Linked DNA regions of Homo sapiens: region 2 is linked to region 1. Evidence: chromatin loops called from intact Hi-C (ENCODE). Cell type or tissue: prostate gland. All regions are shown on one strand. Each heading gives the region's core, and the rest is flanking DNA. Links, peaks and the distances in the headings are about the cores only.

Region 1 (7,597 bases), core at 1,485-6,484:
TACTTTGAGTATGTTCCTGAACACAAGTTTATTTACAGATTTGTCCATGTTCTTTTTAAAGCCACAAACCTAACAGCTGAATTTGCAATAGTAACTTTGGTAAGATATTTCTTATTTATAAAGCATTTTTAGAAGTTGGTACTTGTACACAGGGTATGGTGCTGTTTTTAAATAAAAGTTGGCTTCTGGGCTGGGAGTGGTGGCTCACACCTGTAACTTCAACACTTTGCGGGGAGGCTGAGGCGGGTAGATCACCTGAGGTCAGGAGTTTGAAACCAGCCTGGCCAACATGGCGAAAACCCAACTCTACTAAAATTATAAAAATTAGCCAGGTGTGATGGGGGATGCCTGTAATCCCAGCTAATCAGGAGGCTGAGGCAGGAGAATTGCTTGAATCCGGGAGGCAGAGGTTGCAATGAACCAAGATCTCCCCATTGCACTCCAGCCTGGGTGACACAGCAAAACTCTGCCTAAAAAATAAAATAAAATAAAAAAGTTTGCTTCTGAAATTATTATACAAACTTTAAGAGAAACTTATGAAAGCAAAGTAAATACACACATTCGAGTTGTATCATCATTACAGCTTAAAATGTTGCCATTGCGTTTTTCATAATAGAACCATTGCTATTAAAAGCAGCGGGAGAGATTTCTGATTTCCCCCCCACACATCAGTGCATATGAAGTGTACACACATGCAAGGCAGGCGGAGGTGTTGGGATGGGGAGCAGTAAGGAGACGGATTCCAGTGGAGCTCTGAGCTGAGTCCCAGGCTGCATTCCTCAGGCAGTTCTCATGCAGGCTGTGATTGACAGCTGCTGCCGTGTCGTCTTTGTTCCTTGGGCCATGAGTCTTAATCTACCCCTACTGATCACTTGTGCCTGCTTATGAAATTGCCCAGGAATGTGGTTCCAGTAGGCCTGGGACACAAGCTTTGCTCGTTAGTCTTCCAAGCCATAGCTGTTTCCTTACATTTACATCATCCCTACAGAATTCCTATTGTAAAAATGTTAATAATAAATTCTATTCAAATTGTTGAAATTGTTTTACCCCTCTTCACAGCCAACCTATAGAGGAAAGTCAACTGCATGGCTGGGAAGGAAAGAATACTTAGGTCAATACTTACTTATTTACCATTCAATTAGAGTTTAGGAGAGAAGGCTTCTGATGTGCACTTGAGTCAAAGCCCTCAATGGGTGCTGGACCAGACACAGGCCTTTTCGAGGAGCTGCAAGTCATTTGGAACTCTCAGCACATGCTGGAGGGAAGCAGGAGTGGTGCTTCCAGATTTAGACAGATAGATGATGCTGGGGGGAAAGCTGGATTGGAAAAGGGAGAGTTTTGTACTCAGGCTAAACTAGATGTGCCTTTTAGATAGCAGAGTAGCAGTGTCTAGTCATCATTTGGATATATGGGACTAGAGCATGAATTTGTGGTAGAGATGCAGAGTGAAGAGTAATAGCAGCTGTTCAAATGCAGAGTAAGTGTGTAGAATAAAATTGGACAAGCCAGGCATGGTGGGTTCATACTTTTAGTCCCAGCTACTTGGGAGGCTGAGCTGGGGGGGATTACTTGAGCCCAGTAGTTTGAGTCCAGCCTAGGCCACATGGTGAGAACCCATATCTTGAGAAAAGAAAACATAAAGCCAGGTGTGGTGGTTCGCCCTTATAATCCCAGCACTGTGGGAGGCCACGACAAGAGGATTGCTTGAGCTTAGGAGTTCTAGAATAGACTTGGCAATAAGGTGAGGCCCCATCTCTACAAAAAAAGAAAGAAATTAGCCAGCCATTATGGCACATGCCTGTGGCCCCAGGTACATGGTAGACTGAGGCAGGGAGATTACTTGAGCCAGGAGGTGGAGACTGCAGTGAATCATGATCATGCCACTGCACTGCAGCTCGGGCAACAAAGTTAGACCCTGTCTTAAAAAAGGTAAAGAAAATTGAGAGACGATAGGTCTGTAAGGACTTATAGTGAGTAAAGGACAGGCCCCCAGAGGAGTAGCTGCTAGAATGGGAGGAGGAAAAGCAGGAAAGGATAATAAAAGAGTTAAAAGATGCTGTGGTCACAGTGCTGAATGCTGCCGAGAAGTGACTCATTCCATAAACACTCACTGGATACTGACTCTGTGTCACTCTTCTAAGTGCTGGGGTAGAAGGGAGGACAGGTTGAATACAGTTCTTGCCTTTATGAGCTTATGTTCTAGTGAGACACAAGTAGTTTTTCAGGTAGTGTCAAATAGCAGGAAGAGGAAGCTGGATAAAGGGATTCAGAGTGTCGGGGTGCTCAGTACTTTAGATAGAATGATAAGGAAGAGTCTCTCTAGAGAGCCAACATTTGAACAGTGACCTGCCCAAAGCAACGAAGGGAAGGAGTGCTGGCATTACAGGCAGCAGAGACAGGAATGTGTTTCACATGTGTTCACAGAACAAACAGCAAGGTGACCAGTGTGGTCAGAGTGAGGAATAAGGGAAGCAGTGGAGATAAGGCCACACAGGCAGGGCCACAGCTCACAGGGCCTTTTGGCTTCAGGCCATAGGAAGATGTTAAGGTTTTATTCCAGTTTGATAGGGGACTCATGTAGATCTTGAGCAGGGAAGTGAGTGCTGTTAATAAAGAGGTTATGGTGACTGCTTTGGGGAAAGTAGGCCATGGTTGGGAGGCAGATTGGAGGCAGAGAAGAGGGCTAAAAAGCAATTAGAGTGATACAGGTGAGCAATGAGAGATTGTGGCTCATAATCAACCCAGGCAGACTACCAGTGAAGGCAGACATAACAGGCATTGGAGACATTGCAGAAGGGTAACTCAAATGCAGGTATTTGGCCCCAGCAGCTAGGCAGATGGCAATGTCCTGTACAAGATTAGAAAAGGCTTGGGGGGTTGACTGTTGGGCTGGAGACTTCCAGTTTGTAAGTGTGAAGGCACCAGAAACCTAGGCAAGAGAAGTGTTGGAAGAGTAATGTCAGTGGGGCAGGCAGTGTACATTAAGGAGAGATGGAAGATGAGGAGCTGGCATGAGGGCATGGTGCTGTGAGCACCAATGAGATGACACAGCTGGAGGAGTAGTGGGGAGTGAGATGGGAACAAAGGAAACACAGTTAGATTGGGGAAAATCGCTAGTAGAGAGGCACAAAATCTTCAAAAAGAGGTGATTGTAGGAACAGTGTTCTGCAAAAGTGGAATGGGATCAACTGCACTGAGAAAAGTTGGCATCAGTGGGGAAAACATTTCTACATCTGAGCTGATGATCATAACCTTCAGACAAGAAATAAACTCGTATAAAATAAACTTTTTCCCTTTGTTTTGACATAAAGAGTTCAGGTAGCTCGCAGACATACTCTTCTGCAGAGCACCCTCTGAGGTAACACCTCCTCACAGCTCACCTTTAATCTTTACTCAGCTGTTCACTTTGCCCAATTCTTTGTAAAGCAGATGTTTGATAAATGTAAACTATCAAACATGTGCTAATTCATGAGATTGTCTCACAAACTACTCGGCAGGCTTAGAGGAATCCCAGGGATGCAGAAACTGGCAGCTGTTTCCACCTTTAAACCAACAGAATTGACTAAGTTGCAGGATGTAAGAGAGAATAAATTTTCATGAAGTGATCATGAAGATGGGAAAATAGGGGCTGAGAGGAGGGCCATTCTTTTATACACATGTGTTTTTTATCAAGCAACTGAATACTGAGAATGTTTTACAACCCCTGAGACCTGCACCTGCCATGCTGCTCTGCACAGCGGCCACTGGGAGGCTCTCTTGACCAGCAGTTTTTTAAGCTAGCACCACAAAAGGGTTAGTGTTTGTGAAAAGGAGATTAACATTTGCTCACTATCACATGGGTTTTATATATTCAAGCTTGACATGCCTGTAGAATTTCTATCTACCTCCCAGCTAAGTATGAGACATTACATTTGGTAGGCACTTGAGTATTTCCTGAACAACTTCAATCCACACTGGTCCTTAGTGTGTGCTGCCTTTTATGAGTGTGAAGATGATGACACTGCCTCTCTTCATGGTGGCCTTGGCTGACATATGCAGGCATTCTTGTCACCGAAATTGGGCTGGAAATTCCCATAGGCAGAGTAGGCAGCAGAAGTATCTGACCTATGATTGTAATGTGGTCTCTTGCTTTGCCTGACCAAGCAAAGTATGTAGAGCATAAGAATAAAAGACACTTTCTGGTCAAAACCAGAAGAAATCTGTCATTCAAAAGAGTTCTTATCAGAGCACTTAAAGTGAACTAAATCAAAGGCCAGTGCTCTATTTTGCATATTTACATAGAAAGACTCTTAAGTTATGTGGAGATAGACCTTTGCCCGACCAACTGGAAGAGATTGTCATGGGAGCCATTCTTCTCACCTCCAAAGTTTGGAAAGATGTGACTATATGGAATAGGGAATACTGCAGGCTCTTTGTGAACACTAGCATTAAAGACATGTGAGTTTCTAAGGTTTTTGTGAACTTTCTAACCATTTTCATTACCTTATTTGCTCCCATAAATGTAACACTTTAAGACATATTTTTAAAGGCTACAGTGTGCAGATAAGGAAAACACATAAAACCACATACTTCTTTATATCCAGCTTTAGTATAAAAGTTCATATCTTTTCACTGTTAATGGGTAGGTCTTGGTGAGTTACTGTTGTAATAATCTGCTCTGCTCATACATGGAAAAGTATTTTTCTGGTGGTTTTTGGCAAATACTTCACAAGTGCACTACCAGAACACCATAGCACAGTAAATATCTTTATGGCTTTTTAGAAGCTGTCTGTAAGTTCCAGTCTCTTTTTAAGGGACACATGTCTGGCTGTTGAAATAATTGGCCACTCTTAAGGTCTAGGGCCTCTGGACTATGGAGAAGTTATAGCCTCAGCCTCAGTCACACATTGTGTATTTGCTTTTGCTGATGTTTTCTCCCTTATATTTAAATGTCTGTTTTTTTATAGAAAACTTGAGATGCAGAATAGCCACAGATCCCTGTGCCCTCCCCATTAGGAGTGTTGCATGTGTTTAGAAATTGGGTTGATGAGTTTGCTGCTCCAGTGTTTCCTTGAGGCAGTATGCAAAAAATTGCCCAGGCATCACACAATGCCCACCACACTCAAGAGGCTCCTGGGGCACTCATACAACCACAGCAGCAATCTGTGGGACTTGAGTTACCAAGGAGAGTGCGAGAAATCTTGCTGAGTCATGGGGTTGCTCATAGACGGTGCCAACATGATACTGAAACATGGGCTTCATGGGGGCTTTCTTCCAGTCTGGCCTTACGACTGTTGTAAAGGGAAGAGCCTTGGAGCTTGTAAGCAGGGTGAGCTAGGGAAGCATTTCCACCAAACACTCTAGTAATGTCCACAGGACAGTGAGAATAGCTATATGGGTGACACTTAAGAAAATATAAAGGGACACCTGTTGCTGTCGTTGAGCAGCATATGAAGAACAATATCATGACAGGCAGTGGCAAGAGTTTGTTTTTTTACATTTGCCCGTTACTCCAGATAAGACTGCCATCCAGAATGTATGTGATCACAAAAGTAGAGCTTGATGGCTGATTAGAAGTCTCTGCCAATTGTTCTCCTCATAAGAATAACAAATTGAGTAACTATCTAAATAAAAAACACCTTTATTAGAACTAAAAATAGCTAAATAATTATAGTACCTGGTTTAAACTTTGTATCACTGAAAAAGGCAGTGAACACGGTAGGAAAGACAGTCTTGAGTTGCTGATGCCAGCCCTCCCTTATGTCCTAGCATTGGCCATGTGACAAGAAGAGAATCTGCATGCTTGGGGAAGGGAGAGCACAGCAGTGTGAGACTTTGCATTGAACTCAGTGCTGCGTTGTCATAGCAGAAAGCAAAACTGGGCTGAACTCAGCCAGTGCCCACCCACGGATGGAACATTTCTAGCCCTAGCCTGAAGGGAATCACCCATCCCAGTGGCTGAAAACTGAGTTGTGGAAAGCCTCACTGCTGTGGGATAAAGTATTCTGGGGTCCTTAATAAACTTGAAAGACTGTCTAGGCCACAAGGACCGCAACTCTTAGGCAAGTCTGAGTGTTGTGCTGGGCTTGGAGCCGGTGTATTTGGGGGGCATGTGACCTAGAGAGACAGCAGATGGGGCAGCCCAGGGAGTGCTGTACCACCCCTCCTTCAATCTTAGGCAGTGTAGCTCACAGCTCTGACAGAGACCTCTTTCTTCTGCTTGAGAAGAGTAAAGAGTAAAGAGGACTTTGTCTTGCAACTTGGATACTAGCTCAGCCACAGTAGGAGAGGGCACTGGTCAGAGTCATGAGGCTCCCATTTTGGGTCCTAGCTTTTGGATAATACCTCTAGACAAACCCTGGGCCAGAAGGGAACCTGCTGCCTTGAAGGGAAGGAATCAGTAAGGGCAGGATTCATCACTTTCTGACTAAAGAGCTCTTGGACCCTGAATAATCAGCAGTGGTAAGCAGGTAGTACATGTCATGGGTCTTTAGTGAGCCTCAGAGATCTGCTGGCTTCATGTGTGACCCAGCACATTCCAAACTGTGGTGGTTATGAGGAGAGACAACTTCTGCTTGAGAAAATCTGAGGGAAGAGTACAGAGGACTTTGTCTTGAGCTTAGACACCAGAGCAGCCACAGTGGAGAAAAGCACCAAGTGGGCTGTTGGGGTCCCTGATTCAGGCCTTGGCTCTTGGATGGCATCTCTGGGCTTTCCCTGGGCCAGAAGGGAGCCCACTGCTCTGACGAGTGAGTTCCAGGCCAGGCAGCATTCACCACAAGCTGACTGAGAGCCCTTGGGCCTTAGTGAACATCAGTGGTGACCTGGCAGTACACCCCAGGGGATTGTGATGCTGGTGAACATGGGGACAGACTACTCTGCCTGGGTAATGGGGAAGGAAGAGTGGAAAGGTGTTTGATGGTTTTAGTGCCAGCTCAGTCACAGTAAAACAGAGCACCAGGTGGATTTCTAAGGTTTATAACCCCAGCCCTAGCCCCCAGACAGCACCTCTGAACCCATCCAGGGGCCGGGGGAACTTACTACACTTAAGTGAAGGACAGAAGGTTCTCTGGCTTCACTACCTGCTAATTGTAGAGCCTTGGGGCTTACTGCAAAATAGCTGGCAGCCAGGGAGTTGTTACAGTAGAGGCCTTGGGCAGTAACAGTGCTGTGTGGGCTTCAGATCAGACCCAGTGCTGTCCTAGGTGTAGTGGCCACAGGGGTGCTTGTATCACTCATCTTCGAACTCCAGAAAGCTCAGCACAGAGAGACTCTTTTTGTTTGGGGGAAAGTAAGAGAAGAAATGAGTCTCTGGCTGCTAATGCAGAGAATTCTTCCAGATCAAATCCGAGATCACTAATGTGCTACCTCTACATATCTGCAAGAACCAATGACATTCTTCATAGACATAGAAATAGAAAAGACAATCCTAAAATTTATATGGAACCACGAAAGACACAGAATATTCAAAGCTATTCTCAGGAAAAAACGAAAAAAACAAAACAGAAGGAGTCACATTGTTTGAATAGAAATGATACTCTACAACTATAGTAACCAGAACAGCATGGCACTGGCATGAGAACAGACACATAGACCAATGAGACAGAAGAGAAAACTC
Region 2 (7,597 bases), core at 1,145-6,144, 900 kb after region 1:
TTGGAAGCGCCTCATTTCCAGTATTCGCCCCCTTTTCTTGAAATAGCTGGAGTGGTTTCTGATTCCTGCATCAGTATCCTGACTGATACAGCAGCAATTCTGCCTTTGGACACGGTGTTTGCTTTCCGTAGTCAGGCGTTAGCACGTCAGGCTCCCCCGACCTTGGGCGTCTTACTGCCTCCAGGTGGCAGGAGGCTAGTGACTGCTCCCTGAACCCCCAGAAGTATAGATGGACCATATTTGTGATGTGGTTCCCAGCTGACCCAGATTTGGAGTGGAGGAAGGAGAGATGAGGAATGGAGGTGGGTGCAAAAGGATAAATTGACTGAACTTGAAAAGAGAAAATGCTGCCATTAGCATGGGCCATTCTCCCCGTGTGCCTCCTCGGGGTTTGTGAAGAACAGGAATTAAGTCGTTCTGAGCAGCCTCCACAGAGTTATCCTAAAGGCAGATATACCCGGGGTTCTTTGGCCATGGTGCATGCCTGTCCCACTCCAGAGGAGGAAGACAGCAGGCTGGAGGTGGGTTTGGGTTGTTTCTCAGGAATCACAATTTGGGATCCCTGGTACAAAGCCAACTTCCTTACGATTTCACACTGAGTGATTGGCACCACCCATGCCCATATCAAACAGCTAAAAACACAGCCCCAGGTATGTTCCAGCTTTCTGGGTCTTCTCAGATATATGGGTTGTTCCTGAGATCAAGGACAGGGCACTGTGTTCTCTCAGTGTAGTTGGGCCCCTATATTTGACACTTCTTTTACATTTGATTTCAAGCTCCAAATAAAATCCCCTACATATAAAGGTTCTGCAGATTCACTGACTGGATGCCCTCTTGACTTCCTGCTAGCGTGCCTTACTGTACAGTAGGACAATGGTCTCTGAGAGTGGGCTTTGAAACAGCAGGCTCAGCATCACCACGGAACTTGTTAAAAATGCAAATATAGGCTGGGCGCGGTGGCTCACACCTGTAATCCCAGCACTTTGGGAGGCTGAGGTGGGCAGATCACAAGGTCAGGAGATCGAGACCATCCTCACTAACATGGTGAAACTCCATCTCTACTAAAAATACAAAAAAAATTAGGCAGGCATGGTGGTGAGCACCTGTAGTCCCAGCTACTTGGGAGGCTGAGGCAGGAGACTGGCGTGAACCCGGGAGGCAGAGCTTGCAGTGAGCCAAGATTGCACCACTGCACTCCAGCCTGGCTGACAGAGCAAGACTCCGTCTCAAAAAATAAAATAAAATAAAATAAAAATAAATAAATAAATAAGCAAACATATGGCCAGGTGTGGTGGCTTATTCCTGTAATCCCAGCACTTTGGAAGGTCGAGGCAGGTGGGCCATTTGAGGCCAGAAGTTTGAGACCAGCCTGGGCAACATGGAAAATTCCCATCTCTACACAAAAATTTAAAAATAAGCCGGGTGTGGTGGTGGGCACCTGCAGTCCCAACTCCTCGGGAGAATCACTTGAGCCTGGGAGGCAGAGGTTGCAGTGAGCCGAGATCATGCCACTGCACTCTAGCCTGGGTGACAAAGTGAGACCTTGTCTCAAAAAAAAAAAAAAAAGAAAAGAAAAGAACACAAGCCTCACCCCAAACCTTATGAAATGTTAGCTTTCTCACAGGGTTATTGCAGTGATTAAATTGAAACAAGATGTGTAACACATCTAGCCAAGAATCTGCAGTTACAGGGCTGACACTCTTTGGGTCTGTGTGTAAGGGTGCATGTGTGTGTGTATGTACGTGTGTGTGTGCATGTATTTGCACACGTGGGTTAGTGTCTGTGTGTGTGTATGTGTGTGCATGCGTGTGTATTTGTGTGTGCACTTATGTATGTGTGTGTATTTAGGTCACTGCGCACACCCTCAGCTCTGTCTGCGATGGCTCTCTTTGTCCATGATGGACCTGTATTCATCTTTCAGAGTTTTACTCAAGCATCCTTTGGTCTATTTGCCTGTGAGCTCTTGTCTTGTCTTACTCCCCCCGCTTGTACTAGCCCCTCTCCCAGAGCTTCCTCCCTATCCACATTCCTTGTTTGCATGAGTAGAGTAATCCCTGTGGCTAGTCTGGGACCCATTCACCCTTCTCCTGCTCATGGCATCCTGGTTTTATTTTGGGAAATTTTGTGCCACCCAGTCCTAATCCGTGTGGTGTGGTGGGATTGATCCTACAGCATATTGTCTGGGCTGACCAATCTTATTCTACTTCAAGGCCACAGTGATTGATTCACAAGTGAGCACGGGACATACGTGGGTCCAAGGCGGGTAGGTCTCTAGATCTGGGCTTGAAATATTGGCCCATTTTTGGTTGGGATGGGAGAAATCCTGCCCAAGCACAAAGCCAACTTTGAGTAAAGCAGAAGGAGGCAATGGAGACCAACTCCCGGCTCTGAATGCCTGAATCTGTCAGTGACCACCTTTTAGACCCTGTGAGTGTGTAGCTGTGTGAATTAACCAAGACCTCTTTTTGTAAATTTTAGGGGATTTTGTTCTTGTGTTGTTTTCCCAAGTCACTGTGATTGTGGTTTTTTCCCCTTGAAAAAGAACGAGTTGGGTTTCGTGACCCTGTTAAGGGACCTGGTCTTACAAATGCCTGGTTCCTGCAAAGTCCTCGGTCTATGGTAGACCCCCAGGAAGTGCTGAATGATGGAATGAATGTCTACCAAAAGAGAAGGGCTGAGATCTTTTCCTTCAGCCTTTTCTTCACCTCTTCAGCATGCATTCATGCGGCACTGCCCATGCTCCAGGCTTCTCTCCACTGTGCAATTTGCCTGGCTGACAAATTCCCCTGACCACCTCAACCTGCACAGTATCTGTGAGATCTCAGGGGATGAGCAGAAATGTCTGCACCCAAAGGCCAAGTAAGGCCCCTCCACAACCCTCTGGGCTGAAAGTTGTTGAGTTCAGATGGCTGTGCCATGCAGCTGTCTGCTAACCATGCCCCATAGAGTGGAGCAGACACTTGTAAAAACGTCCCTCTGAAACTGGCTCTGTATGGCCCCAGCAGGAATTAATTTGCTATTGTAAATGAGATTAACCAGCCTGTCTTCCAAAACTCATTTGTCCATCAGATGGTGAGGTGACTGGTGGCCAACCTACTGGGGGATGTTTTGGAGAGGGGGGAGCTCTCCACAGAAAACGGCCTTCTCTGCCCTTAACTTCTTTTTGAATTAGGATTCCTCTTCCACACAGCAAATGTTGGCTCAAGCTTTTGGGCAGCTGCAGGACTGCAGTTAGTTAGGGGTAGGAGGCCCACCTGGGATGGGCTTCTGGCAGCTCTCTGAAGGGTGGAGAACATGACCTGGATGTTCCTGCCTGAGGAAGGAACCATGGCCACAGACTGGGCCCTTTTTCCTGCTGCTGGTCAGGGGACTTAGAAGCCCTCCCCGAGTCTCTGGAAATCTTGGATCTGAACTCCAGGCTCTGGGCTTCTAAGCCGTGCCTCCCGCTCCCCTGTCACCTGGTGAGGAATATGGGATGAGGGAGAAGACAGGGTGAGGCTGGCACAACGGGGAGAGGGTCGGAGGAAAGGATGCCAGTGATGTGCTTCAGACCTTTTCTAAAACCACAGGTTGAATTGTTGATTTCTGGTCAGGTGTGGTGGCTCAAGTCTATAATTCTAGCATTTTGATAGGCCAAGGAGGGAGGATCACTTGAAATCAAGAGTTTGAGACCAACCTAGGCAACATGGTGAGACCCAATCTCTATTTAACAATAAAAATAAAAATAAAAAACTAAAGTGTTAATTTCCAAAGCCATGTGTCTGTCTCCTTAGAAAACCTCTCAAACTCACTGGAGCAAACAGCACCTGTAGACTCAGCGCGGGAGCGCCTCTTCCCTCTACAGCTCCACAGACATCACTGCACTCCCAGCAGCACAGGCAGGAGCCTGCACCAGGAAAAGCTCAGGGATGTGCTGGCCCACTCCTCTCCTCTGACCCTTGAGGACCCAGGTCTAGGGGGGATTAAGAAATATGCCATAGGAAAAATAAATGCAAGAGCTGAATGGAACTAGAATCTCTGTCGCTGGACTCCTAGCTCAGTCCCTTTCAAGCTGTTATTTAGGATTATCATCGGACTGCCCTGGGCCTCCAATTTTCAGGAGTTTTTCACCCCACCCAGAGTTTTAAGGCACTCATTGTGAATTACACAAATCATGGATGTAGCCCTGCTAGCGCTAAGCAATAAGTTGTCCTGCATCGCCCCCTGGTGGGCTTTTGAGCTATAGTCATATTAAATATATTAAATTTCTAGGAAGGACTGAAGTGGCTGGACCCTACCTCTGTGATACCTTAATTCCTCCAAGACTGTAAGACGGTCGGCTCCATCCACGCACTCCCTCTCTCCCACCTGTGTGGAGCGCCCTTCTCTTTTCTCAAACTGGATTTGATTATTATCCCAATCCTAGTTGCCTTTCTCAGGCACTCAGTTCTCTTTCACTGAAGCTCTCAGCAGAGTGTGGATCTAGGTGCACTGTGCTTCTATTGGTTTCCACCTTAGCTGGGCTGCCTTCTGGAAACAAGAACTTGGCTGTTTTAAAAAAATACATATATATATATATATATATATATATATATATATATATACACACACACATACACACATATACATATACATACATACATATATATATACATATATATATACATATACATACATACACACACATATATACAAGCATGCGGTGTATAATAATCCCATCAGGGTAAGTGGGGTGTCCATCACCTCAAGCATTTACCTTTCATTGTGTTATAAGCAAAATACTCTTAGTTATTTTGAAATGTACAATAAATGATTGTTAACTGTAGTCACCCTGTTGTGCTATCAAATACTAGATTTTATTCCTTCTATGTTTTTATACCCATTAACCATGCACACTCTCCCCTCCCCCAACCCTTCCCAGCCCCTGTAACCATCCTTCTGCTCTCTATCTCTGTGAATTCAATTGTTTTACATTTTTAGCCCCAACAAATAAGTGAGAGCAGGCAAAGTTTATCTTTCTGTGCCTGGCTTATTTCACTCAACATAATGACCTCCAGTTCCATCCATGTGGTTGCAAATGACAGAATCTCATTCTTTTTAATGGCTGAGTAGTAAGCACTCCATTGTGTACATGGACCACATGTTTTTTATCCATTCATCTGTTGGTGGACAGGTTGTTTCCAAGTCTGGGCTATTGTGAACAGTGCTGCAATAAAAATAGGAGTGCAGAGATCTCATCAATAGCCTGATTTTCTTTCTTTGGGGTCTATGCCCAGCAGTGGGATTGCTGGATCACATGGTAGCTCTATTTTTAGCTTTTTGAGGAACCTCCAAACTGTTCTCCATACTGGTTGTAAGTTTGTTGTTTTAACCTTATCACTGGATACTTAGCACTGGGCACAGTGCTAGGGCGTAGATAAGACACTCAAATATTTCTTCAAGGGAGGGAGCAAGGAAGACAAGGAGGCCAGAACACTTGCCTTGGACATCCTTGAACCCTCACCACACATGATGTACAGCCTGGAAGAATAGCATTAAATCATGGATGGACAAGCAGATGGATGAAGAAATGACTTTCTCCTGGGGCTCCCTCCTGTCAAACTCCCACTTCTAATCTCCAGTGGCACAGGCCCCTGTCCTGCCCTAGCGCCTGTCCAGGTCTAAAGTGGCAATCCTGGGACCCCATTGCCTGCAGTTTCCTGATGTGTTTTTTGCATATATTTTTAAAGACAACGGAACCCAGAGATTGGGTATCCTATTTTTTGGTTTAAAACTGTCAGAGATGTTTGAACCAGAGTGACTCCATCTTGAATAGGGGCTGGATAAAAATGGAAACTGAGATCCGCTGGCCTGTTCCCGGGAGGTCAGGCATTCTTAGCCACATGAGGTTTATGGTTAAAGGAATAGTTGAATTCATGTTGACCAAACAGACCCAAGACTTAACCGACCCAGGAAATGTCCTAATGTCCCGATATCTTAAGAACAAAAGCATTCTTAGTTTAAGAATAAGTTTCGCTTTAAAGATGCAGATTCTTGTGAAGATGGTAGTTACACAAAGATTAGCACTCCTTTGACACAGCCCTGGTAGTGGAGCACATCCCCCACAGCTTTTGCTTTGTTATTCTATATATAATCAAGCATTTCAGCTAAGATGGATGCGTTCCTCCTCTTGCCTTTGGGAGCGCCCTGCTGTGTCTACGAAGTAGCCCTTGCTTTATTCCTATACTTTCTTAATAAACTGGCTTTTGCTTTACTCTGTGGACTTGCCCCCATTTTTTTCTTGTGCAAGATCCAAGAGCCCTCTCTTGGGGTCTGGATTGAAACCCCTTTCCAGTAACAAAACCACAGTGGCCCTGATTTTCTTAGAGAGAGTTCCTGAGAGTTCATAAGAAAAGATTTGAGTTCTGATTGTATCCAGATCAACCAGCCTGACCTGGACATGTTGACAATTGTCGGTGCCATTACAGGAAAGTCTCCATCCAGGAGAGGTGGGGGACAGGGCCGGTGCCCATTTGCCTTCTAAGCAAATGCGTCAGAGACTGTTCTAATAGGGAAAGAAAGTATAACTAATGAAATTAAATTCAGGGAAAGAAGATGAGCTCTACTAATGATTAATGTTCAACTTAATAGATCAGCAAGACATGCTGAGTTGAGAAGCTGCCCAGAGGGTTCCAGCCCACTGCCCAAGCACAGGAGGAACAATGAGAGGAGCGACTTCCGCTCCCCGCACCCGCGGCTTGTCTCTGGGGAAACACAGTTATTAATTGCTCTAAAATGTCAGTCACTTTGCTTCAAAGTAGCCACTTCCCCGGCTGCTTTCTGATCTCCCCCTTGAAAATGACTTCCAGTGTGGACATTGACTCTAGCTTGTGTTTAAAACAGAATTTGGGGCTGGGCTTAGTGGCTTATGCCTGTAATCCCAGCACTTTGGAAGGCCAAGGTGGCCGGGTCACCTGAGGTCAGGAGTTCGAGACCAGCCTGGCCAACATGGTAAAACCTCATCTCTACTAAAAATACAAAAATTAGCTGGACATGGTAGTAAGCACCTGTAATCCCAGCTACTCAGGAGGCTGAGGCAGAAGAATCGGTTGAACCCAGCAGGTGGAGGTGGCAATGAACCAAGATCACGCCACTGCACTCCAGCCTGGGTGACAGAGCGAGACTCTGTCTCAAGAAACGAATTTGGGGGCTACCTAACCTATCAATGCACTAGGCTTTTACATCTTTTTTTCTTTTAAAGACAAGAGTCCCACTCTGTGGCCCAGACTGGAGTGCAGTGGTGCAATCATGACTCACCACAGCCTCCATTTCTTGGACTCAAGTGATCCTCCTGCCTCAGCCTCCCAAGTAGCTGGGACCACAGGCCCAACACCATGCCTACCTGAAACAAGCTTTTTACAAAGTGACAAATCAGCTCAGTTCAATACATGTGGGTGGGATCCTGCTGTTCTGCTGCCCTGCCCCTGTGGCTGCAACCTCAGAAGGCAAATACCCACAGGGAACAGACGCGCCCAGAACAGTGTGAGGCAGGGTCCGCGGGGGCTTCCAAAGAAGAAGACAGAGAGCTAGAAGGGGCCTCAGCTGAGGCAGTGCCCGTGGGCCAATGGTGGCCGCACTG

What was found. Peaks named below come from ENCODE experiments on the same cell type or tissue, not always from the same donor. Only the 100,000 strongest peaks of a DNase experiment are listed, where the experiment ranks them.
Region 2: a loop joins it to region 1, with 4 times the contacts of the local background. A loop is called at or near these places in 17 of 110 quality-filtered maps.

Annotation. Positions count from the first base shown.
Region 1 is chr19:27,970,426-27,978,022 of GRCh38, forward strand. All of the region lies in intron 3 of LINC02987 (long intergenic non-protein coding RNA 2987), which reads left to right. Among named protein-coding and RNA genes, the nearest start is that of LINC00662, 180 kb to the left of the region's middle. In prostate gland, for the core only: a CTCF peak has its summit at 3,745 (motif pointing right); no DNase peak of the experiment used is centred there.
Region 2 is chr19:28,875,163-28,882,759 of GRCh38, forward strand. No RefSeq gene overlaps it. Among named protein-coding and RNA genes, the nearest start is that of LINC00906, 86 kb to the right of the region's middle. RefSeq lists enhancers at 5,654-6,405, 6,406-7,155. In prostate gland, for the core only: a CTCF peak has its summit at 4,199 (motif pointing left); a DNase peak (open chromatin) is centred at 4,199.